2 separate regions of the Homo sapiens genome follow, and region 2 is linked to region 1. The links are chromatin loops, found by intact Hi-C in ENCODE. Cell type or tissue: A673. All regions are shown on one strand. Each heading gives the region's core, and the rest is flanking DNA. Links, peaks and the distances in the headings are about the cores only.

Region 1 (12,238 bases), core at 2,819-7,818:
ATGAACATCCTGAATGTGTGTATTTTCCATTACACACTATCTAATATTTATCTATACCATCTTTCTTGAGAAGATATCATCCTTATGCTACACTGGAAAATATACCAAAAGTAAACTTTACAAAATCACACAGCAAAACAGTGGTCAAACTAAGGAAAAGAAACCAAATCTCTAGATTTTTACTTTGTTCTCTTTTTCAATACTCACTCATTATATAATGGTAGACAGGAAAACTATACAAACACCGAATATAATTTCATAAGCTTTAATTTAGGACAAAATCTTAAAAAGTCTTCTTTCCCTTTCCCAACTACAAGATTTATAACCTAAAAAGGCCTCCTTCAAATCAAATGGCTATACTGCTTAATATGTTAAAAGACACATACATTACATAAAGACTCTCACACCTCTAAAAACAGGCAGAGACATGCAACAAGCTGTAGGCTAAGAAATCTGAACTACAGAGTTTCCAAAGTGAGCAATACTGGGGTAGCCAAACTACCACTGCTATAGTATCACACTGGCAACAGTAAAAATGTATCACAGGAAACAATAAACAATGGCCATAAAGTCCCACATTGCCATCTAACAATGTTAAGCAGCTCCTGAGAGGTTTACTGGGCCAAGTTACGGTATGGGGAACTCATCATTTTGCCATTATAACATTACTGTCTCAGAAGTATGGATGAGTCTTTTCCCAACTTGCTGCTTATATAGCTACATACTCCTCCTCCCCCTTGAGTGACATGGAGAAAATTTAAGTACAAAAGGCAAAGTACTAGACAGCCTGGAAAGGTTTCACAGATGAAACTGCCCAAATGAGCCAAAAGTTCACTATTAAATTACTTAACAAACAATTAAAAACAAAACAAGCCCACCTCTTCAAATATATTACTGACTTACAACAGCAGCAATGATGTAAGCAGAAAGACTTCACATTTCCAATCAGAAGAACTGTTTTATCTGAAGGAGTACTTTATCAGAGATAACTGTTTTTCTCCTATTTGCCTTCCGTGCTTCTGTTTCTTTTTTCCTCCTTTTCAATTTTATTCTCATAAATGTGAATGTAAGCCTCTCAAAAACTCTGGGACCTTTCTTTCAACAAGGAAATACAGTCTTAGTAGAGACAAACTGGCTGGGTGAGAGTAGAGGCGAAGAGAACTTAATACTGAAGGTACCCTACAACACTGCCAGTTACATGGTTTCACAGTCATTTCCTACAAACTCCTAACAATTACCAGAGGTAAGGACCCTAATTCTCAATTTTTTTAGCCAAGGAATCTAAAAATCAAGATTACACAGCTAATAGATAAAAACTGAGAATAAGACAAACCTCAAATTTTATTTTGAAGCACATGTTTGTTCTATTTTTCATTGCCTCTATTAAAACATAAGCTATAACAAATTCGTAAGCCAGGAGTGGTGGCTCACACCTGTAATCCCAGCACTTTGGGAGGCTAAGGTGGGTGGATCACCTGAGGTCAGGAGTTCGAGACCAGCCTGGCCAACATGGTGAAACCCCAACTCTACTAAAATGTACAAAAATTAGCCAGGCATGGTGGTGCACACCTGTAATCCCAGCTATTGGGGAGGCTGAGGCAGGAGAATCACTTGAACCCGGGAGGCAGAGGTTGCAGTAAGCTGAGATCATGTAACTGCACCCCAGCCTGGGCGACAAGTGTGAAACTCTGCCTCAAAAACCAAAACAAAACAAAACACGAAACAAATTCAGTAGTTCCGAAGCAAATAATTTGCAACAAAAAAGTTCCAAAACACTAGTTTAATAGCAGTTATAATTTTCAAATATATGTTGCATATACTAAACTATTAAACACTAACATTCATAATTTAATAGGTAACCTGATCGGACATTTATGTAATTCATTTTCAGTAAATGAAGGTTTTGCCTTTTCTTCTCCAACACTGTCTAAAGACCTCTTGTCTTAACAGAAGGTAACTATATAACTAAAACCTATAATATTAGAAACAAAAAGAAAGCAAAACCACAATAGCCAAAAGAAAAAAAAATCCAAAAAGATACATAACAAAACACTAAACCTTGCTCTAAAGGAAAGCAAAGTAATTGTAGCTTAAGCCCTAGATAGAAAAGACCATGCCACTTGTGCTTTATCTTTTGGGACTGTGAGCAGTTCCAATCCCAAAGAGCTCAATTACTACCCTTCTTTTACTGTCACTTCTCTCCCTCAGAGGATCCCAACATCATTCATGATCAAGCCTAAACCACAGAGAGAATGCAGTCAGCTAACACTACTAAAGCACAATACATTTCATAATTTTCCTCGAAGCCTTATCCATTAAAGAAAAAAAAAATTATGACTATGACTTCAATTCTGATTGTTTAGGAAGTATATTATTTTCCTTCTTAGGATAATGAAATTATGCTACACTGGCAATGTATATTATCTCTTGAGATACTAATGAAACTAAGAGAAGCAAACTCAAAAGGTTACCCCAAAATATGTTCTAAAAATTTGTACTGCAGAGTGAAATAGCATTATAAAATGCATCTTCTACAACCATTTTCTGCAAACAATGGTATCATACATTACTACAGACTTTAAGGTTATTCTTCATCTTTTACATAAACAATTTTGATGTTAAGACGCACTACAAAGCGTGATAATACATATGCAAAGACCCTACTGATGTCTTAATTACCTAGAATATATTTTTGCAAGTGTTTTGCAAGGGCATATAACAAACACTTATCATTAGCACATTATTTCTTCCCATTTTGAGTTTTATATTCTAATAGATATTCTATGAAAATAACATCCTTTATTTTAAACACATGTAAAAACCTCCCAAATTACCATATTTTATATTATTGGCATTCTTTTCTCCAATGAGATGGTTAATACTTAATTTTATCTTAAGTCAGTGGTCAAAAAAAAAAAAAAAGAATTTTCTTTTGAAGAGTAAGTCAAGGATCAAATTTATTGAGTACTTATTAGGTACAACACCCCAGGCTAGGAGCCATGGTAATATAGAGATGTGATGAGCACTGTCACTGTCTATAGTGACACACAATTAGGTAGACTGAAAAAAATAATTTTTAAATACTTAACTATAAGGAAAACATTGTTTTAATCTGTCAATTCTGAATAATGTAATTTTACAAATATTCTATATATATAGAACATTCATACATATACACATGTATTTCACATCCTCAGATACAAACCAATACACTAAAATTTTATAAAAATTGTATCATTAATCTACAAATTATTTTAAATAATATTGTTTAAAATGACAGCTAACATTTAATGAACACTTATTATTAGCCAGGCACTAAGCTAATAGCTTTACCTGTATTATTTCTCTTCCCCAAAGCCCTATGAAACGGGTAGTATTATTATCGACTTCTTCACAGACAACAACATTTTAAGGCTCACAAACATCAAGGACCTTACCCAAAGCTGTACTGCTACGAAAGGCTCTAAAGTAGCATAGCTACTAAATGGTCCAAAGCCCGTGCTCTTAATCACTATGTGTACTTCCTCTCCAAATTCAAATTGTACTTTTCCCATGCCACTATCTCCCATGAAAAGAGTTCTGTATAATATATCTCTATCACTGTAATATAAAAACCTTAAAATATAAGAAATTTCTTCACCCCACCTATCTTAAGACCATGAAACTCCATAGATAATACCCTCCTCAGGCCTATTTTCACATTCATATTTCATCATTTACTGCTTACATTTTACTATTTGTTCCTTAACCATTTAATCTCTAACCCAATTATAGCTCTTATTTGGAGTTATTTCTAATAATTTATTTGCAAGAATCCCTGTATTCCAAAAAACTCAATTAGCTAACTTACTATCTGCTTAAATAGCTGCTTAAAAAGAATAGGATTCTTTACTTACCTAAATTATACACCTGTCCACATCAAGAATTTTTAGTAGTTAATAAGATGTTTAGATACAATATCAAGGATAAAAGAACAAGAGCAAGTAAGAAAATGTAGGATGACTAGCCCAGTTCAGTAAGGTCACTGCAGCCAAGCACAAATTTAGCTGAGTTTCCAGCAACCAATGAAAAAATGGAAACATGATTCTAGCAAGTAAAGAGAACAACAGCTCATTAAAAGATACAAAATCTTTCATAACATTAGAACTTTAGAAAAAATCTCATAAAAGTTTTAAAAGGTATTAAAAATAATATCAATAACAATTTTGTTATTGTCATTTGTTTCTTTAGTGACACAGACCATCTTTACACACAGTTATTCATACTAACCATTTCTTCAAGCTGGTTATTCTCAACTGTGGGCAGTTTTGTCCCTCAGGGGACACTTACAGCAAGAGGATACCTATCTAGCTAATCAGTCAACAAATAGGATAAAGCAGTGAACAGAATAAGACACAGTTCTTCACTTCATAGAACTCAGAGTCTAAAGAAAAATAATTAAACACATATTTTTTAAAATTATGTAATTATAAGTAGTACTGCTTAAAGGATTCTAAGTATAGGCTACTATACTTAAGTGAATTTGCCTAATAATTTAAAATATAGTGAAGTAAGACGTGTTTTTTATTTTATGTTGTATGCTTTTCATATTTTTTTAGATTTTTTTTTTTTTTGAGACGGAGTCTTGCTCTGTCACCCAGGCTGGAGTGCATGGTACAATCTCGGCTGACTGCAACCTCCGCCTCCCAGGTTCAAGCGATTCTCCTGCCTCAGCCACCCGAGAAGCTGAGACTGCAGTTGCACACCACCACGTCCGGCTAATTTTTGTATTTTTAGTAGAGACAGGGTTTCATTATGTTGGCCAGGTTGGTCTCAAACTCCTGACCTCAGGTGATCCACCCACCTCGGCATCCCAAAGTGCTGGGATTACAAGCATGAGCCACCACACCTGGCCAAGATTTTTCAAATTTAACATCAGTTATTTTAATAATCAGAAATATTTACTGATTACTAAAATCAGAAAAAAATCAGAAAAATTTAGTAAATTTACTTAATTGGGATTTCCTGTAGCTCCTTTCATCCTGGATGGGGGTTTTGGGCCAAGCAGGGGGGTAAAGGATCGAGATTGGAGACTGAGATCAACCACATGGACAAGCGATTAATCAAATCTACATAATACAGTCCCAATAAAAACTCTGAACACTAAGGCTAAGGGAAACTCCCCTGGTCAGCAATATACCCTGTGTGTATTATCACACATCTGTGAGAGGAACACAACACATAGTGACTGTTCAAGGAGAGGACAACACAAACTTTGCATTTGTCCTCCACATTTGATCAGTCAGCAAATCCGCTCTACCTTCAAAATACATGGTAAATATCCCACAATTGACTACTTCTGATTACCTCCATAGCTATCATACTATTTAAAGCCACGATCATCTCTTAAATACAACAAGAGCCTCTTAACAGGTCTCCCTATTTCACCCTTGCCCAATTACAGCCCATTTTCTATATAGCTGCCCAAAGGCATTTTTTGAAAACCATATATTCAGATCATGTTATTCCAGTGCTCAAAACTTTCCAGCAGTATATCTCCTTCCACAGAATAAAATCTAAAATCCTTATGGACTGAAAGACTTTCAAGGCCTAGCCTTCAACTATCTCTTGGACCTTATTTCTTATGACTTCCCACTTTCACTCACTCCGCTCCAGTTCGACGGGTCTCCTTGCTATACTTCAAACACACCAAGTATGCTCCAGTGCATACTTGCTGTTCCATCTGCCTGTGCCACATTCTTTTTCTAGGTATCTGCTCACCACCCTAAAATGGCATACATGCTTATTTTTCTTTTTCCTTTTACTTTGCATATTTCTCTTCATAACACATATCATCTGACATATTTGTATCTGAATCCTTAAGATAAATGAGTAGCTTTTAACCTTATAACATTCATATTGTTAGGAACTTACTAGCATTTCCCAAAGTGTCTATAAAACCTTATAGTGTTCACTTTGCATAGTAGGATCAGACCATATCAATGACCATGCAAGCAGAAATCATGCAAAACGATCTTAATAATCAGTAGGGAAAAAAATCATAATTATTCCATGGCCTTTAAAATTTTGGTCAAAACACTGAAAACTCTATTACTGTCAGTTAAAAATACATAGGGAAATGAGAAAATATTTAATTCACTGTAATTTTAAACATTAGAAACATTGAGAATTGGCCAGATGCAGTGGCTCACGCCTGTATGTACTCCCAGTACTTTGGGAGGCCTAGGTGGGTGGATCACTTGAGGTCAGGAGTTCAAGACCAGCCTGGCCAATATAGTGAAACCCCATCTCTACTAAAAATATAAAAATGTGCTGGACATGGTAGCATGTGCCTGTAATCCCAGCTACTCGGGAAGCTGAGGCAGGAGAATCGAAACACTTGAACCTGGGAAGTGGAGGTTGCAATGAGCCAAGATTGCACCACTGCACTCCAGCCTGGGTGACAGAGGAAGACTCCGTCTCAAAAAAAAAAAAAAAAAAAAGAAGTAGAAAAAAAAAGGAAAAAAAAAGAAACACTGAGAATTAAAGTGTTTCACTTCTTTGTAAAAATCCTGTCAAGAATAATTTAAAAAGTAGTTCCCTTCTCCTAATGGTATATATGACGATTTAGAGTAAGTCTCTTTTCCACGGCTTAGCAAATTGTCACACTCCTTTCTAAGTTTGGATTGGCATCCAACATTTTATCCTTTACACTTTCAAAGTTGTGAAATATTTCCAAGAATTTCTTTAATGTGAAATATTTTGCCAGTCTTGCTTCCTCTGGGACATTTTCATCCTTTTCATCACAACTACTTCTCTCATTTGTATCAATGAGTTCTCCTTCTTTAAGCACCTGCAGTGCATATCCAGATTCTCTGAAATGGCAGCAATGTCAGCATTTCCACAGTCAGCAATTTCTTCAGTACTCCATTTACACTGAATTTGGGTTTCATTTCTAGCATTATCATTTTTCATTTCTTTGTTGCACTTTTATCTATGTTGGCCAAGTCCCTCTTTCAATTATCCAGGTTTGTAAAATCTCATATAGGTTTACTGCTGGGAGCCAAGGAAGCAACACAACAACAAGCTTTGCTGTATGTGCATGAACTGACAGATGCACAGTGACCAATCACTGACAAAATCTAAAAGTAACATCCATCACTTATCATGACAGGCATCTGTTATTTATGTAGTGATTTGTAGACTGAAGAAAGAGCAGCTAAGAGTTCATACTTTATACAATTACTCTTAATGTGCTATGGTAACTGAAATTCAAATGGTGGTGCTGGGGGAACAGGTGTTATTTAGCTTAACTGCAGTAACTGATATTCATGTATATCAGAATTGCATACAGCAAGGCCTGCCTGTATTTCCATAGGATGTCTGTTTCCTCATGCACAGAATGATAGTAATAGTACCTTACCTACTACCTCAAGGATGTGAGAATTAAAGAAGACATGCAAAGGATTTTGATAGTTTTGTTTCTGTTAGCGCCTGGCACTAACAGGTACTTACTGAATATTAGCTGTTACCTTTGGAAAGTAATATGCCAAAAAAAAAAAAAAAAAAAAAAAGAAGAAGAAGAAAAGCTCCATGGTAATATACTCATGTTAACTGAAATCAAATCAGTTTCTTTAATAAAAATCTTCTCAGGCCTTTTAATAGTCTAATAAGCATGCTGAACCTTCCAAAGTATTTTACTAGTAATTAGTAAATCTATTAATACCATAACTTAGCAAATGCTGGGTCAAAGTTCTGATATAATTGGGAAAAATCACATTTTTTCATGAATATTACCATTTCAGAATCCTATCACTAAAACAAACTATTTTAAAAAGTTAAATTCCAGCCGGGCGTGGTGGCTCATGCCTGTCTGTAATCCCAGCACTTTGGGAGGCCAAGGCGGGCAGATCACAAGGTCAGGAGATTGAGACCATCCTGGCTAACACGGTGAAACCCCGTCTCTACCAAAAATACAAAAAAAATTAGCCGGGCATGGTGGCGGGCACCTGTAGTCCCAGCTACCTGGGACACTGAGGCAGGAGAATGGCATGAACCCAGGAGGCAGAGCTTGCAGTGAACCGAGATCATGCCACTGCACTCCAGCCTCAGAGTGAGGCGACAGAGTGAGACTCCGTCTCAAAAAACAACAACAAATAAAGGTTAAATTCCTACCTCTTAAAACTAACAAAATGTTTTTACATGTGAAATTCACATAAGGCAAACAGACTTAACCTATAAACAACTCCTTCAATAACAGACAAACCACAGAATATATGACATGAACAGGCAATTCATAGAAAACATGCAAACAGCAAATAAACATACAAAGTTATGCAACCTGACTAATAATTGAAGAAATTAAGTTTACAGTTTTCCGCTATATATTTAGCAAATAGGAAGACTGTCACTGGGTATGTAGTAAAGTAAGCATTTTATATGCTGTAGGAATGTGAATGTGGCCTCATGCAACCTTTATTGAAAACAATTTGGCAATGTCTCTCAAGTAGTTCAAGTATTCATATATTTTAATAATTCTATTTCTAGAATTTATCCTACAAAAATCTTGTACAAGTAATCAAAGACATAGCTACAAAGACATTTTTTCCAGAAGTATTTGTAAAAGACTAGACACATCTATCAAAAGTGAAAATGGCTTTGTTGTATTATAATACATCCATACAAAGAATGTTGCCATTTAAAAAATGAGAAAGATCTATATATACGAATAGCGGAGGTAAAGGAAATAAACTACCATGTAAAAATACATATGTAAAAGTAAATGCTAGGCCTATCTCAAGCACCTCCTTTTCGTCTATCTCTTAATAATCCATTGTGTAATAGTAAGAGATAATAAGATAATAATAAGAGAAAACAATCTCAGCTGTGGCAATACATGCTCTTTGCCCTTCATACTTATATAACGAATGTGAACAGTTTAGGTACTGAAAGAAAAATCTCCTTCTACTTTCATGTCAAGCCTCTGGGTCAGTCTAACCAAAGAGTACACTGACAGAAAGCACAGTGTTTTGAAGATATTGTCATTTGCAACTTAGCCACGTGAATCAACACTTTCTTAATACTATTAAAACACCCAGAAATAAATTAGATGCTGTGGCTAAAATAAGACAGTAGCTGATAAACCAATCTCAAATGTTTTTGTGTTCACCTTTTTAAAAAAGCTTGATGATTAGCCAACTGATTTTATAAAAATTATGCAAATGATTACCAAGTCAGGATTTTTACATGCATCATTTCACTTAATCTTACTTAGAGAAATTAAGTAATTTAGTCAAAGGTCCCACATACAGTAAGCTACAGGGGGCCAAGACATATCCAAATCTGAAGAATTACACACATGGAACTTACAAAACATATTCTTTAACACAAGCACTGCAATTTGTAAAATTCTTTATATTTGAATATATAATTAGTAAAATTCTGTTAAATGTGGAAAGCTATAATTACTAATGCCTGATAATGAAAAATACACAGGTATCTGTCCAATATAACATCTTCAGAAATCCCTTCTACACAATTTGCCTTTTCATACACTGAATGTACTTGTTGATTAAATAAACATTTTTCAGACAGGTGATCATATAACACTTGCTTTTTACTGAAGAAATGAAAGAAATAAATAAGATTTTGTGTGTCCATCCTCAGGCATTTTTCTAGGCACCTGGGATACAGCAGAGAACACACTTCCTGCTTTTATAGAGCTTGTTGAATTCTAGTGAAGTTTATGCTCTATATGCAAATAAGTTTATGTAGGAAGATGGTGGTTTACTCTGAAAACTGGAGTTACTCTTTTTGTTTTTTTAGAGACGGTCTTGCTCTGTCACCCAAGCTGGAGTGCAGTGACACCAGCAAACTCACTACAGCCTCGAAGTCCTGTGCTCAAGTGAACCTCCTGCCTCCACCTCCAAGTAGCTGGGACTGCAGGCACAAGCTACCACGCCCAGCTAATTTTCACATTTCTTTTTGTAAAAAATGCAAGTCTTGCCATCTTGCCCAGGCTGGTCTTCAACTCCTGGGGTCAAGTGATCCTCCCATTTCAGCCTCCCAAAGTGTTGAGGTTACAAGCAAGGGCACCAACGCCCAGCCAGATCTTTCTCTTAAGGTTCAAAATGACAAAAAAATAAACTTTATCTGGGTAACAGTGACAATAACATGGGAAAATATATGTTGGATTGACTATTATACTTAAGCAACATTTTGCCAGCAGTTTAAGAAACAAATTAACATAAAAATTGGGCCCAGCGCAGTGGCTTGCGCCTGTAATCCCAACACTTCGGGAGGCTGAGGTGGATGGATGGCTTGAGGTCAGGAGTTCAAGACCAACCTGGCCAACATGTCTCTACTAAAATACAAAAATTAGCTGGGCGTGATGGCAGGCACCTGTCATCCCAGCCCCTAGGAAGGCTGAGGCAGAAGAATTGCTTGAACCCAGGAGGCGGAAGCAGCAGTGAGCCGAGACTGCACTTCTGCACTCCAGCCTGGGCGACAAAAAGTGAGACTCCACCTCAAAAAAAAAAAAAAATTTGTGCTAAAGTGCTCACCTGGAAGCAATAGACCCTCTAAGAGAACACAGAGAAAAACATTTTGCAATACTAGCTTAGTTGCTGAATTAAAACAAATAAAAATAAATAATAATAAACAGAAAAACTTTCAATGTAAAATATGCAGCTTATTTTTATAAAAACTAAGAAAATGTTTTATAATGAAATGAATATTAAAACTTCATTAATAAAACTCTTCAATCATCCTCTAGCATCTAGTAAAAAAATTCATTAATAAAACTCACCATGAACTTCTTTATTAAAAGGTAACATATAATTAAAATGCTTTTATAAGAAACTCATATGATTAAAAAACTAGGTGCTGCCAGAACACTGTATAACTTTCTTTTTTGGTAACTGTAATTTTGTGTTCTTTTGATTCTGAAATATCAAAATTTAAATGAAGTTTTTTATTTGTCCTAAAGAGATTTTTAAAACAATAAAGATTTCCGGTGAAACCCTGTCTCTACTAAAAATACAAAAAAAAAATTAGCCGGGCGTAGTGGTGGGTGCCTGTACTCCCAGCTACTTGGGAGGCTGAGGCAGGAGAATGGTGTGAACCCGGGAGGCGGAGCTTGCAGAGAGCAGAGATTGTGCCACTGCACTCCAGCCTGGGCAACAGAGCCAGACGCCGTCTCAAAATAAATAAATAAATAAATAAACAAATAAAAATTTCCTCAATGATTTTAACCATATTTTCTTTTTGAAAATTGTCTTTAATCTCTTCAGATCTCTACCTGGTCATTTCTGTACAGCCTATTTTCTATTAAGAAGTTCATAAACTGACCAGGTGCAGTGGCTCATGCCTGTAATCCCAGGACTTTGGGAGGCCAAGGCAGGTGATCACTTAAGCCCAGGTGTTCAAGACCAGCCTGGGCAACATACCAAGACATTGTTTCTATTCTTTTAACAAAATACAAAAAATAAAAATAAAAAAGAAGAAATTTATAACTATGAGAACAAGGCAAAAAGTGATATAACTACTGTACTATAGTAAAAGGAAGACCTACACATACTTACAAAATACGACATTTTTAAAAATAAAAGTTGGTCCCTAAGAACAAAAAATTTCTAAAAACACCTCAATACTTTTCTCCAAAAAGTCAATATGCACATTGCTATATGCATTATTTTTTTCTTCGAATCTTATTATGTCATATCAAACCATGCTGCAGCAACATCCATTTTTTGTGCACACCATACCTTTTCTTAACTATAGGTTTCTAAGAAGTTAAGAAGTGTGCCATCATTAATGGAGTTGCTGTCAGAATCATCAATTTTCCTGTTCTCTCTCCTGGTAACCAAACTGTATAGAGAAACACATGAACTCCCTTCTGATCTAGCACTGACTGGATCTTGCTGTTGTTTGGACTTTTAATTGACCTAATAAAAACAAAAAAATAATTCTACCATAAGCATTAAGTAACTTTGGGGGAAAAAAATGTAGCAAGTGCCAGTTTTGTGAAGCTACAATGATTGGCAATTTTTTCTATTATCTCCTTTTGCTTTCAGTATATCTCATGAAAATTATTAAAAATCTGTATTATTTTAAAATTATATTATTTCATCATAAGGAATTATCAACAGATTAACACTAACTTCTTTTATCTGGGTACATTTTAGTGCTCTGTTTATTTTATAAATCAAAATCTAGAAAATTTTATTCCAAATACATTTAATTCTATCTTACAGTCTTA
Region 2 (12,238 bases), core at 3,002-8,001, 58 kb before region 1:
TTTGTATTTTTAGTAGAGACAGGGTTTCGCCATGTTGGCCAGGCTGGTCTCGAACTCCCTACCTCAAGTGATCCACCCTCCTTGGTCCACCCTTCTTTGGGAGCAAAGAGCATGTTGACCAGGCTGGTGTCGAACGCCCTATCTCAAGTGATCCACCCTCCTTTAGGAGCAAAGTGCTGAGATTACAGACATGAGCCACCGTGCCTGGCAGTTTATGAAGTTTTCCATTCTTGTTTCAGTTTTTCTTCTACAGATACTACTCTGCTTTGCTTCTTCATTAGTCTGGACTTAATCCATTTTTATCTGGCAGTCTTTATGCAGAGGGAACTTCTTTTTAAAGTAACATTTGTGACCATTCAGGAGTGTGTCTTCCCCAGAACAACTCCGAAGGCTTTCTTCCACGCCCTTCTCAAGCTTCCACTTTTTCGCTCTTCCTTATCAACAGAGATGGATTAATGTTTCCCATTCTCCATGATTTTGTTGGAAGGTTGCAAAGGGTATCAACATATGAGGGCATATACCCTCTAATGTTTTGCTTTAAGAAAAAGGGAGACAAGGCCGGGCACGGTGGCTCACACCTGTAATCCCATCACTTTGGGAGGCCAAGGTGAGTGGATCACGAGGTCAAGAGATTGAGACCATTCTGGCCAACATGGTGAAACCCCGTCTCTACTAAACATACAAAAAAAAATTAGCTGGGCATGGTGGCGTGAGGCTGAGGCAGGAGAATCACGTGAACCTGGGAGGTGGAAGTTGCAGTGAGCCGAGATCACGTCAGTGCACTCCAGCCTGGTGACAGAGCGGGACTCCGTCTCAAAAAAAAAAAAAAGGAAAAAGAAAAAGAAAAAGGGAGGCAAATACACACCTATCTGCATGAAGTTCATTGCCTTATGTTCCTAAAGGTAAAAAAAGATTTAATTATGGCAAAGTCCAATCAACCACTAATGGTAACTAGTATATCAACCAAAAGGTCAAAGTCAGCTTTGTAGCTGAGCCAGCCTCTATAGATTCTTCTCCTTCTCTCCCAAAATATGCTTGCTTTTCAGTTGCCATCATGATTATATTCAATATAATATTTTGCTACATAGTGTTTGCTTTTATTTCTAGCTGGCATTTCAGTATAGCCATGACTTTCACAGTCTCAAGATCATGTATCACCTGAGAAAATAATGAGCCAAAATGCTTGAGTCCAGGAGAAATTTCTACAGAGCTGTCTTTTGACTGTGTTCACACAGAGTGTGGTGTTTCTTGTCATGGGATAATAATCTGAGAAACAACATCTGGCCAGATCCACTACTTGGTTTCAAACTGCACACTACTTTAATATGTTAGAATAAACATTCCTTGAGTGCCTATTACACACAAGGAACAAAAGAACAGAGGAACAACTCTTACAGCTAAGTTATTTTGTCTTATTTCTTCAAGACTTTTCTTCTCAAATCCATCACGAGGGCCTCCCATCCAATTTGAAAGGTCTCTGTGGCTGTCCCCACTCCTGGAAGTGTTCACATCAGCCCTGGGAACACTATCAATTCAGGAGAGGCCTTGAATATGGCTTTTCAACTCCCCATGGAAGCACTCTCCCAACCATCTCAAAGAGCAGAGCTCTTGATAGCAAATCAAACATAATTTTAGTTAATATGTTTCTTAGTCATCTCAGTTTAATTTTTTGCCCTCCTCCCTCCATGGGCCGTTTTTCATACGACTTCCAATGGTATGAACAATTTCCCAGCCTCTTGAAACTCTATGTGCTTAGCACTGTGGGACCTAATCAGGTTTTCTGAGCAGCTCCATGCTGTGTTCTTAGCACTCTGGGGCAGTGGAAGACAGCTCTAAACTAAACTGGGGGAAAATATGTTTTCCCTCCCCTATTCCCAAGTCTGTAGTTGGCTCTCAACAAGTTTGCTTCTGATATAGTAGCCAGTTATAAAACCTTATCCTCATATTGAGAATCACTGCCCTCAAGACACATCCAAAGATGCTGAGAGACTTCTGATATCCGACAGTGATTTGTGAGAGACAAAGGAGGGAGCACTCAAGACAGCAAGTCTCTGTGCTGGATGCTGGATTTGTGTATCATTGGCTGGGCAGAGACATGCGCATGGGCAAGTAAAATCTCATTTTGGCAAAAGCCCTATCAGTTTAAGCTATCTGCTGCAATGTGGACTATTTGTCCAACTGAGACGTTCTTTAACTTGGAGGGACTCTTCATTCTATTCTCCTCAATGCTCCCTGGTAAATTTTTTCTTTTCCACATGGTAAGTTTTTGGTTTCTAAGCCTTTTTTTCTAAGCTTGCCTGGAGCTTCATACAACCACTTTTATAAAGGAGGATTACCAAGAGAGAATATGCAAACAGAATTATAAAGTTTCGACAAACGCTGACTGATTTGAAAACTAGAAACAAGTTCGAGTCAGCCATTACGATTTAGAAAAACAAACCTCACTTAGAATAATAGGATGCTCTGATTCATTCCCTACTTTATACTTTGTAAATTAGGCTGCCGTGCTCATTATTCACCCCTCAGGGTTGGCAAGAAGAGCACTGGCACCCTAGGTAATATTTTTTGGCAACCCCTCCCCAAAACAACAAAGCCAGTCCCCCACCGCTCTCTCCTCTCCATTCCTCAGGTCGCCCCATCTCTCTAATTGGTATTCATCCAACGCTGAACAGTAGCTATCAGTACTTGATGATTAACAGCCTTGTGAGACCTTATGATAGCAGCAAGAGTTGGCTCTTGTATCCACCATTTAAAAGGGATGCATGAATGTGAGATTCTTGTTTCAAAGAGGTACAGATGGATGGCATTGTGTTGCCACCATCTGAATGGGTAGCAGGAACAAGGGATGTGTAGTTCAACAAAGTGAAGAGGAACACCACAATCCCTCTGCAGTGTTCCCCGCAGCATCGCCATATCCTGGGTAACTTTTAAAGCTTGATCTGAGTCTGCATCACTCAAACATGAATCAACCACTTGATTGTTTAGTGTTGAAATGCCCCTTTGCATTTCAAAGGGCCTTACAATCCTCACTTTTCCCACATTCTGACTTCTGTGCCATCACACCCCTTTTACTCCCACCAACCCCAAATTCAGAATTCCCAACTCCCTATCTTATAACACCTTCACTGAGTCATAGGACATTGGATGTTCATCTCTACTGATAGACTAACTAGAGAGCAGCCCAGAGGTACATGCAGAAATCTACTTCTCTTCTGAATGGCCCTGAAAGTCTAGTTATGAAGAATTTTGCATGTAAGGATTATGCTTCCACCATATGGGGCTCTTTGCTTTGCAGTGAGTTGGGCACAGGATTTCAGAAACATGTTTTGGGTCTCATGGAACTACCAAGTATTGTTTGGATTGCACCAGATTTTACAAGCCATCGAGTAAATTGTAAATACTTCTGGATACTGGTGCACATTTTATAAATAATTCTGGCAGGGTTTTAATTCTCTAGGACTTGAGGGGTTTGTTATATTCAATTTTGTATTATTTGTTCATTTCCATGTGGCCTTATTTCTGCAAACACAATTTCTTGAAAAATGGAATTAAGTCCAGATTTGGCAAATACAAAGGGATGATATGTAACATTTCTCTCATAAAGTGGTTCTGAGCAAAGGCAAAATGAACTCATTTATACTTAGTAAAACATCATTGTAAATTTATATATAAACATCAAAAGACAAACTGATATTTTAAATTTCATCAGTCTTTACAGTTGCTATTCTAGCATGTCTTTAGAGTGACAAGAACTCTCTCTTTTGGTCAGTTTTAGACCCAGAACCTCACAGGGCCAATACATTTGACTAGAGGAGGCAATGATTAAGGGGCACCAGTGACAAATTCCCTTCAGAAGAACTATTTCTTTTCAGAATACTTCACACTTAACTATCTGCACTGATTCTGCAGAGTGACCCAAGGAGAGAGAAAATGGCTCTACTGCCTTTTTTTTCTTTAAGAGATGGAGTCTCACTCTGGAGTGCAGTGACAGGATCATAGCTCACTGCAGCCTCGACCTCCTTGGCTCAAGTGATCCTCCCACCTCAGGATCCCAAAGTGTTGGGATTATAGCCGTGAGCCACTGTGCCTGGCCACTACTACCTAATGTTTAAAAAAATTCTGAGCTGGCTGGGCTCGTTGGCTCACGCCCGTAATCCCAGCACTTTGGGAGGCCGAGGCAGGTGGATCACAAGGTCAAGAGATCGAGACCATCCTGGCCAGCATGATGAAACCCTGTCTCTACTAAAAATACAAAAATTAGCCGGGTGTGGTTGTGGGCACCTGTAATCCCAGATACTCAGGAGGCTGAGGCAGGAGAATCGCTTGAACCCGGGAGGCGGAGGTTGCCGTGAGCCAAGATCGTGCCGCTGCACTCCTGCTTCACGACAGAGCAAGACTCTGTCTCAAAAAAAAAAAAAATTCTGAGCTGTTCATATGATTATGTTCTCTCTGCCTAAAATACTCTTGAAGCAGATGTCGTGATGGGAGCCCTTCCTGGCCTCCTACTTAAAATTGTAACCCCTCTAGCCTGAATCCCAATCCTCCTTTTCTGCTTTATTCTTCCCCAGGCCACTGCACACACACACATCCACACACGTGCGCGCACACACACACAAACACGCACTCCTTACTAGAAATCTCCTTGAGGAAACAGATTTTTGTCTTTTTTAAAGTTCACTCTACAAAAATAAAAAGTAAAATAAAGTTCAGTCTAAAGTTTTAAAGTTCACTCTGAAGTTTTAAAGATCACTCTGACGTTCCCCAGTTCCTGGAATAGTGCCTAGCACAGGAGACACACTCAATAAGTATTTGTTGAATAATCAAATGAATGCAAACCCATAAACAACATATGTACAAAAACACACTCTTAAAACCACACCTTTAGTGTAGAGCCTACACTTCAATATTCACTTTTCCCCAGACTTTGTTTCATTAGGACTAAGCCTGTATTTGATATTTCTTTTAGCCTGCTTTCATCTCTATAGAAAAGTCTGAGGTGGGAAAAAATGGATTTCCTGAATTCTGCACTTGACTGGAAGTAATTAGCCAAGCTTTTTATATGACTACTGAATGGCTTTATTTCCTCAACAGCCTCCCTCTTCAAGTCCTTCAGTATGCACTGACTGTCTCCACCAGGCCACACAACACCACTGCAATTCTTGCTCAATCACTAAATCCACATGGACAATTCTCTTTCTCTCTTTTTTCTTAATTTTTCTTTCTTTCCTTCCTTCCTTCCTTCCTTCCTTCCTCCCTCCCTCCCTCCCTTCCTTCCTTTTCCTTTTTTGTAGCCAACATACCACATTTGCTGGGTTGGCAGCTCACTTCATTGCATACATCTTGCCCTCCTGGCTTCTAAATGCTGTCTCCCTGATTTCTGGCTAATCTTCAGCCGGCTGTGCACATCCATTAAATGCTAGATTATTCAGGGCTCGACCTATCACCTATAATCAATGACTCCCAAATGTCTGCCTCCAGCTCAGCTCTTGCCTCTCAGTTTCACGCTTGTATTTCTACCTGCTCATGTGTCACCTCCCCTTGCTGTCCCACAGCCACCACCCCCGGGGCCCACATACCCAGAACCGTCCTGCTCGTCTCCAGGTGCTCTCACGGGAGGGCATCACCATCTGCCCGCTTGACCAGTTAAAAACCTTGGACCTTCCTCTCACCCTCAAACTACCTCCATGTGAGAGTAGTCAGCAAACCAAGGGCAAAAGCAGAGGCTTTACGGGGGCAGAGCAAAGCCAGGCTTGAACCTAAACTCTGTGAGATCTTGGGCAAATCACTTACACTCTCTGAGCCTTAACCTTCTCACATGTAAAGTGGAGATATTTATTATCTAATACAATATCTGGCTTTAAATTTGTCATAAGGCCTCATTTAATCATTTTACAAAAAGGTACGCATCAGGTGCTATGCTAGGCAGTAGGGTTTAACAGTGAATAAAGTAAGCTGCTGCTCTCTGGAACAAGTGAGATAATGAGGTACAGCTTTTTATCCTTAATCTAACAGAGCTCAGAACACAGAGAATAGTTTCCATTCTCAGCAAATGGAAGCTATTTTTATTATTATCCCAGTCACTATGATCTATTAAATCTACCCTATCAATACATATTAAATCCATACCAACCCCCTTCTTCCTGCCCCACCCCCCACCTCAGTTCAGGCTCTTAATATTTTTTGCCTGAATTATTTGCTGGAATTTCTCACCTTCTAAAATGTTTTCCAGGCCAGGCACAGAGGCTCAGGCCTGTAATCGTAACACTTTGGGAGGCCAAGACGGGCAGATCACCTGAGGTCAGGAGTTCAAGACCAGTCTGGCCAACATGGTGAAACCCTGTCTCTACTAAAAATACAAAAATTAGCCAGGTGTAGTGGCATGTGCTTGTAGTTCCAGCTACTCAGGAGGCTGAGGCAGGAGAATCGCTTGAACCCAGGACAGGGAGGTCGCAGTGAGCCGAGATCACGCCATTGCACTCCAGCCTGCGTGACAGAGTGAGACTCCTTCTCAAAAAAAAGCTTTTCCTACTACCATTTGTACCACGGTGTTCATGCAAATATTTAAGCACCTACCTTGTGTTAAGCACTATTTAAAAATCTGAGGCCATGACAGTGAACAAAACAGACCCCAAAAATTCTTGCTGTCATGGAAGTGACATCCAAGTGGGTCATACTTACCTCACTTTAATTCATTCTCCACAATGAGGTCAGAATGAATGATGTTCCAAACTTTACGCTCAACCTTCAGGCCTCAGCTGAAAAGCCATGTGTTTTTCCTCATCCCTTAAACAGGGTTGGGTGCCCAGGACAGCTGTCCTCCTAGTGTCCTGTCTTTCTTCATTATGGTCTTCATCACTCTTGAAACTTTTTAAGGACAAAGTTCAAACTGTTTACCAAGGTATAATCTGTAGTCTTTGCGACTGCTCATGGGCCCAGCTCATGTCCTGCCACTTCCTCGTGAGCACAATCTGTCCCCACCACAGCAACTTACCAGCAATTCCCCAAATGCATGGCATGCTCTCAGCTCTCTAGGCCTTTGCTCATGCAGGAGCTAGCATTTCTTGAGATCTCTTATACGTCAAATGTGGTACCAGGAACGTTTAATATATTATCTCATTTAGTCCTCAAAACAACCTATCTCAGTCAGAAGTTTTGTTTTTATGTCAAGGGACAGAAACCGGTTTATGCATAAAGGAGACCTACTGATTAATAGCAGCAGAGTCCAGGGGTAAAATCCGTGTCAGGCTTGGCCTCACTGCGGAAAGAGCAAGAATCTTGGGGCCTGGTTTTCCTTTTCCCGCTTCTGAGCTCTGGTTTCTTTATATTGGCTCCAAACTTCCTATGCCCAGTGTAATTTTAGGTTCAAGATTATCCAGAAGAGAGAGCTCAAAAAATGAGAATTCAAACAAAAATCTAAAAATTGAGTCTGGCTGGCCCTCCTCATGTGTCCATTCCTGAACCAATAGATGCAAGGCGCCAATTGCCCTGTGTCCAAGACACACACCTCCCCTCAAAGCTGAGAGTGAACTCCGAGGTTCACCCACAGATAAGACATGGTTTCCCCAAAGCAAAATTAGCCTACAGTATAACCAAAAAGGGAGGGGAAATAATAACAAAATTAACAAACACCTATTAACTAAAACCATGATCACAAATAATGCCCTCCCTTCCCCAACACTGCCCTCCCCTTTTTTTTTTTTTTTTTTTTTACAGTTTTGGCAACTAAAGTGCATAAAGATTAAGCCACTTGCCTAGAATGACAGAGGCCAGTTCTCTTTTGTGTGGCCACTGCTTTTTAATGCCTCTCTGTTCCCTTTACTTAGAATGGTCTTATCCTGTCTCCTCACCTGTCAAACTCCTAAAGGTGCTTTGAAACTCAGCTCAAGTGTGATTTTTGAAAGCCTTCATATACACATCTTCTCTACTATCCCAGCTGATAAACTCACACTTCACTGAGCACCCCCTTACTCCCATAACTTCCCGTATATTCCTCCATAAGCCTTGACTTTTGTTTGTCTCTGCAGAAAACTATGACTTAGGCTAGGCGTGGTGGTTCACTCCTATAATCCTAGAACTTTGGGAAGCCAATGTGGGCAGATCACTTGAGGTCAGGAGTTTGAGACCAGCCTGGCCAACATAGTGAAACCCTGCCTCTACTAACATACAAAGAAATTAGCTGGGTGTGGTGGCACATGCCTGTAATCCCAGCTACTTGGGAGGCTGAGGCAGGAGAATTGCTTGAACCCGGGGGGGCAGAGGTTGCAGTGAGCAGAGATGGCGCCAGTGCACTCCAGGCTGGGCAACAGAGTGAGACTCTGTCAAGAAAGCAAGAAAGAAAGAAAGAAAGGAAGAAAAGGAAGGAAGGAAGGAAGGAAGGAAGGAAGGAAGGAAGGAAGGAAGGGAAACTGTGATTTATTCATCTGTAGACCCCCTGTGAGACTCGAAAGGAAGGAAGGAAGGAAGGAAGGAAGGAAGGAAGGAAGAAAGAAAGAAAGAAAGAAAGAAAGAAAGAAAGAAAGAAAGCTGTGACTTATTCATCTGTAGACCCCCAGTGAGACTCTGTCAGAAATAAGAAAGAAAGAAAGAAAGAGAAAGAAAGAGAGAGAGGGAGAGAGAGAGAGAGAAAGAAAGAAAGAAAGAAAGAAAGAAAGAAAGAAAGAGAGGGGAAAAAAAAGAAAGCAAGGAAGAAAGAGAAAGAAAGAAAGAAAGAAAACTGTGACTTATTCATCTGTAGACCCCTGGTGCCCAGTACAGTGGTTAATAAGTTTATGAATAAAATTGAACTAACGTGGTGCTTTAATTTCACAAAATAAAAGGTAGCTCATTGGCTACATTATCCGCATGAGGAAAACTGAGGCTCTGAGAAGTTATGTGTAACTCTCATGTTACAGGCTCTTGGGTGCTGGGTCACCAGGGGTTGGTGCTGGGCTGGATAACTGAGCTAAAAGAGGGTCAGAGGGAAGTAAGTCTGAATTGCAGTGAAGTGAGTGTGAATCTATATTCTAAACAATGTTGGGAGTTAAGAGAGGGACAAGACAGAAAAATACAATGCTTGGCAGCAAGTGGGCGTTCACTAAGCAAGGAAGGTTCTGGATAATAGCCATGAAACAATAGAACTGTTCACGCGTCCAAGATTTATATTTACTGGCAACTGGGTGGGATTATTCAGGAAATGTTGAAGCCGGGGCTCAAGCGGAGGTTCTCTCCTTCAAAGTCAAATGCTGTTTACATCGTTTTTTAAGGTATAAAGCTCTTGGCTTACCTTAATCCACTTTTATGGGTTATAGGTGTCATTCTCATCTAAAAATTTAATCGATAACTTTCCTATGTGACTCAAGGTTCAGAATCAATGTAGAAATAGAATATTTAATAAAATATTCATTTCCATCTTTATGTTAGCAGCAAAATGGCAAGCGAGGCAGAAAGAGAATTAGGGGGCACGTCGCTTCAAATACCATGGCAAACAGGGTGCACCCTGCCTTCTCCGGACTCCAACAGGGCTAGCCCCTGCTGCCCAGTCTTGCCGGGTACAGAGGATCCCAGTACCAGGAAGAGCAGCCTAATACCCGGCTGCTCAGATTAGACTTACTGTTCTGACCAAAGGCACTGATAACAGTGGGCAAGAAAACTGCCTTCCAGGAAGGGCGAGGTATTCAGAGAAAACGATCCTTTGTTTCCCGGAAGAAGGTAAAAATGATTCACAAGAGGGGGAAACATGAATAGACATGACACAATGACAATATTTTGGCCTACTAATAATGTGATTTGGAGGACTTTTTTATGATTCCTGTTTTGAGAGAACTATTTTAAAGTCTTTCACCCATCAGGCAGACCTAGTACTGTTAGCTAGACCGATTAATTTTACATCTGTTCTAACATAAATAGCCAACAGGCATATTATTTTCAGATTCCTAAAGGTTAGTGAATAACAGTGGAATTAATTCTTGGTACATATGATAACAAACATGCTCTCCCCCTATTTATGTCCCATTTTTTTTTTAATAGATGACACTTAGCAGAGCTTCCATTTACAGTCGTCCCTGGTTTCCTACCAAGGTAACATGATCCTTTGGAAATTTGGAACTACAAGGTTTTGGAATCTGTATTACAAGGATGCTACAAAATTATGAAATTCACCAAAACTGTCATCCTGGATTTGGTTTGGATATGCTCCTAGTAACAGTTAACATTCGGTCTTCCTCATGGATTTACCCTGAGACTAGATTCTCTATCCAAGTCTAACCCAACTGGGGAAAGAGGACATATATATTTTAAAATATCACATTTCATTACTTTAGCACTGAATTGAACACTATTCAAATAGAAAGAATAGAAGAATACCTCTGGAAGCCTAGGCCTTCAGAGAATATCAAGATGAATTAATTATTGTCGTTGCCCCCAAGAAGTATATAATCTAGCAGGAGGCTAAGACAGTAGGCTGTGATCACTTATATTAGAGAGCTTCATTCAAAATACAATGTGGATTCAAAAGAAAAAGATGGGTTGAGAGATAGAGGTTGTTGCAATTGAGAAGAGCCTTGAAGGATTTTAATAGTAATCTATGGGGGTCGGGAGGAGAAGAATAGAAAGTTGAGGATGTCCCAGAGGGCAGGAATGCATGGGACACTCTTACTGTTGATTTAGAAGAACTTCATGACTCAGCTGGATGCAGTGGCTCACACCTGCAATCCCAACACTCTGGGAGGCCGAGGCGGGAGGCCAGGAGTTTGAGACCAGCTTTGCCAACATGGTGAAACCCCGTCTCTACTAAAAATACAAAACTTAAGCGGGCGTGATGGTGTGTGCCTGTAATCCCAGCTACTCAGGAGGCTGAGGCAAGAGAATTGCCTGAACCTGAGAGGCAGAGGTTGCAGTGACTTGAGATGGCGCCACTGCACTCCAGCCTAGGCAACAGGACAAGACTCTATATCAAAAAAAAAAAAAAAAAAAAAAAAGAACTGCATGACTTATCTTTCTCTGCAGAAACAAATTGAGTATTAAAACTGCTCCATAGATTTGTTTACATTTTGTTTTAATCATCACTGCTGTTGATCACAAATCAGTAAGCAAATCCTTAAATCTGTGAACATATCAATAGAATCTGAATAAATCGAGCTAGTTTAATGGCTAATATGAATACACTGGATTTTCTTTTAATGATTCAATTTGTTATCTGCCAATTGACCCCAAAGTTCTGGTCCAGGTATAGACAACATGTAGACAAGGAGAGCTCAAAGTTGGAACTCACCCCTTGGTTCATGCACACATGGTATTACGTAGAGCCACTGCCTCCACTTTCGCAACAGGTTTTTCAGAAACCACTACCCTGAGAAATAGTAGTAGTAACTATTTATTAGTGAAGTTTCATCATACATTGTGCATCTTTCCTTTCCCTTTTCTTCAGCAATATTGCAGAGGAAGAGTAAGCTTAACATAATATACATGATCATAACCCAGCAGAATGAACTGTAACCAAGGAGAACGGCTTCATCTAGTACAAGAGATGCAAGGGCTCTTTACTTGGACTCAGATGTCCTCAAATGACCACCTTCTCTATCTCTTTAGGTTGCCCTACCTGGAAAATAGGGCTAATTCAACTAACCTAGATAACTCAGACATGATGGGAAAATTAGCTATTTAGGGTTCATTGAGTGCATTCAATATGAAAAGCACGACGTATGTCACAAACACAGGGCTGTGACTTCAGGGGAGACAAGAAACAGCAGGCACAAATGAACTTTTAAAAAACAAAGGCCCTATTCTCATGTAAATACTCCACAATAAAGGCTATGGAAAGAAAGCAGCAGGAAATATAAAATATAAACAGAATATTTTCCATGAGGAGTCAGCAGATTTTATCAAGTTAATAAATTATTACAATACAGCATATAAAATCAAACTCATGCAGAATCAGACCAGAGAATATAATGTGTGGCTGCTGGGATTATCTGGTGGGAAGGATCTCATTGATTTTTATAGAGCACTGGATCTGGGAGATTTTAAAATTAGGCAAGGATGATGACCCAGTTTGGGTGGGAAAAGCTTAGAGAATCCATTCAAGGAAGAATATAGCCCAAGAAGTCTCTGGAGGTAGAGTTATTTTTAACCTTTCAGACCTACATGACATAAGGAGAATTCTGAAAACTGAATGCAAAGAGGAAACATTTTATGAACTTCAGTATCCATTTCTCATCGTCATCACCCTGGCACAGAATTTTAAAAGAGTGGCAAAGTTTAT

What was found. A loop is a pair of places that touch in the nucleus more often than their neighbours do. Peaks named below come from ENCODE experiments on the same cell type or tissue, not always from the same donor. Only the 100,000 strongest peaks of a DNase experiment are listed, where the experiment ranks them.
Region 2: a loop joins it to region 1, with 4 times the contacts of the local background. A loop is called at or near these places in 1 of 110 quality-filtered maps.

What each region holds. Positions count from the first base shown.
Region 1 is chr18:26,039,730-26,051,967 of GRCh38, forward strand. The region is part of intron 5 of SS18 (SS18 subunit of BAF chromatin remodeling complex); the gene reads right to left. Among named protein-coding and RNA genes, the nearest start is that of SS18, 45 kb to the right of the region's middle. In A673, for the core only: no CTCF peak of the experiment used is centred there; no DNase peak of the experiment used is centred there.
Region 2 is chr18:25,981,054-25,993,291 of GRCh38, forward strand. No RefSeq gene overlaps it. Among named protein-coding and RNA genes, the nearest start is that of SS18, 100 kb to the right of the region's middle. In A673, for the core only: a CTCF peak has its summit at 5,151; a DNase peak (open chromatin) is centred at 5,118; H3K27ac peaks cover 825 bases.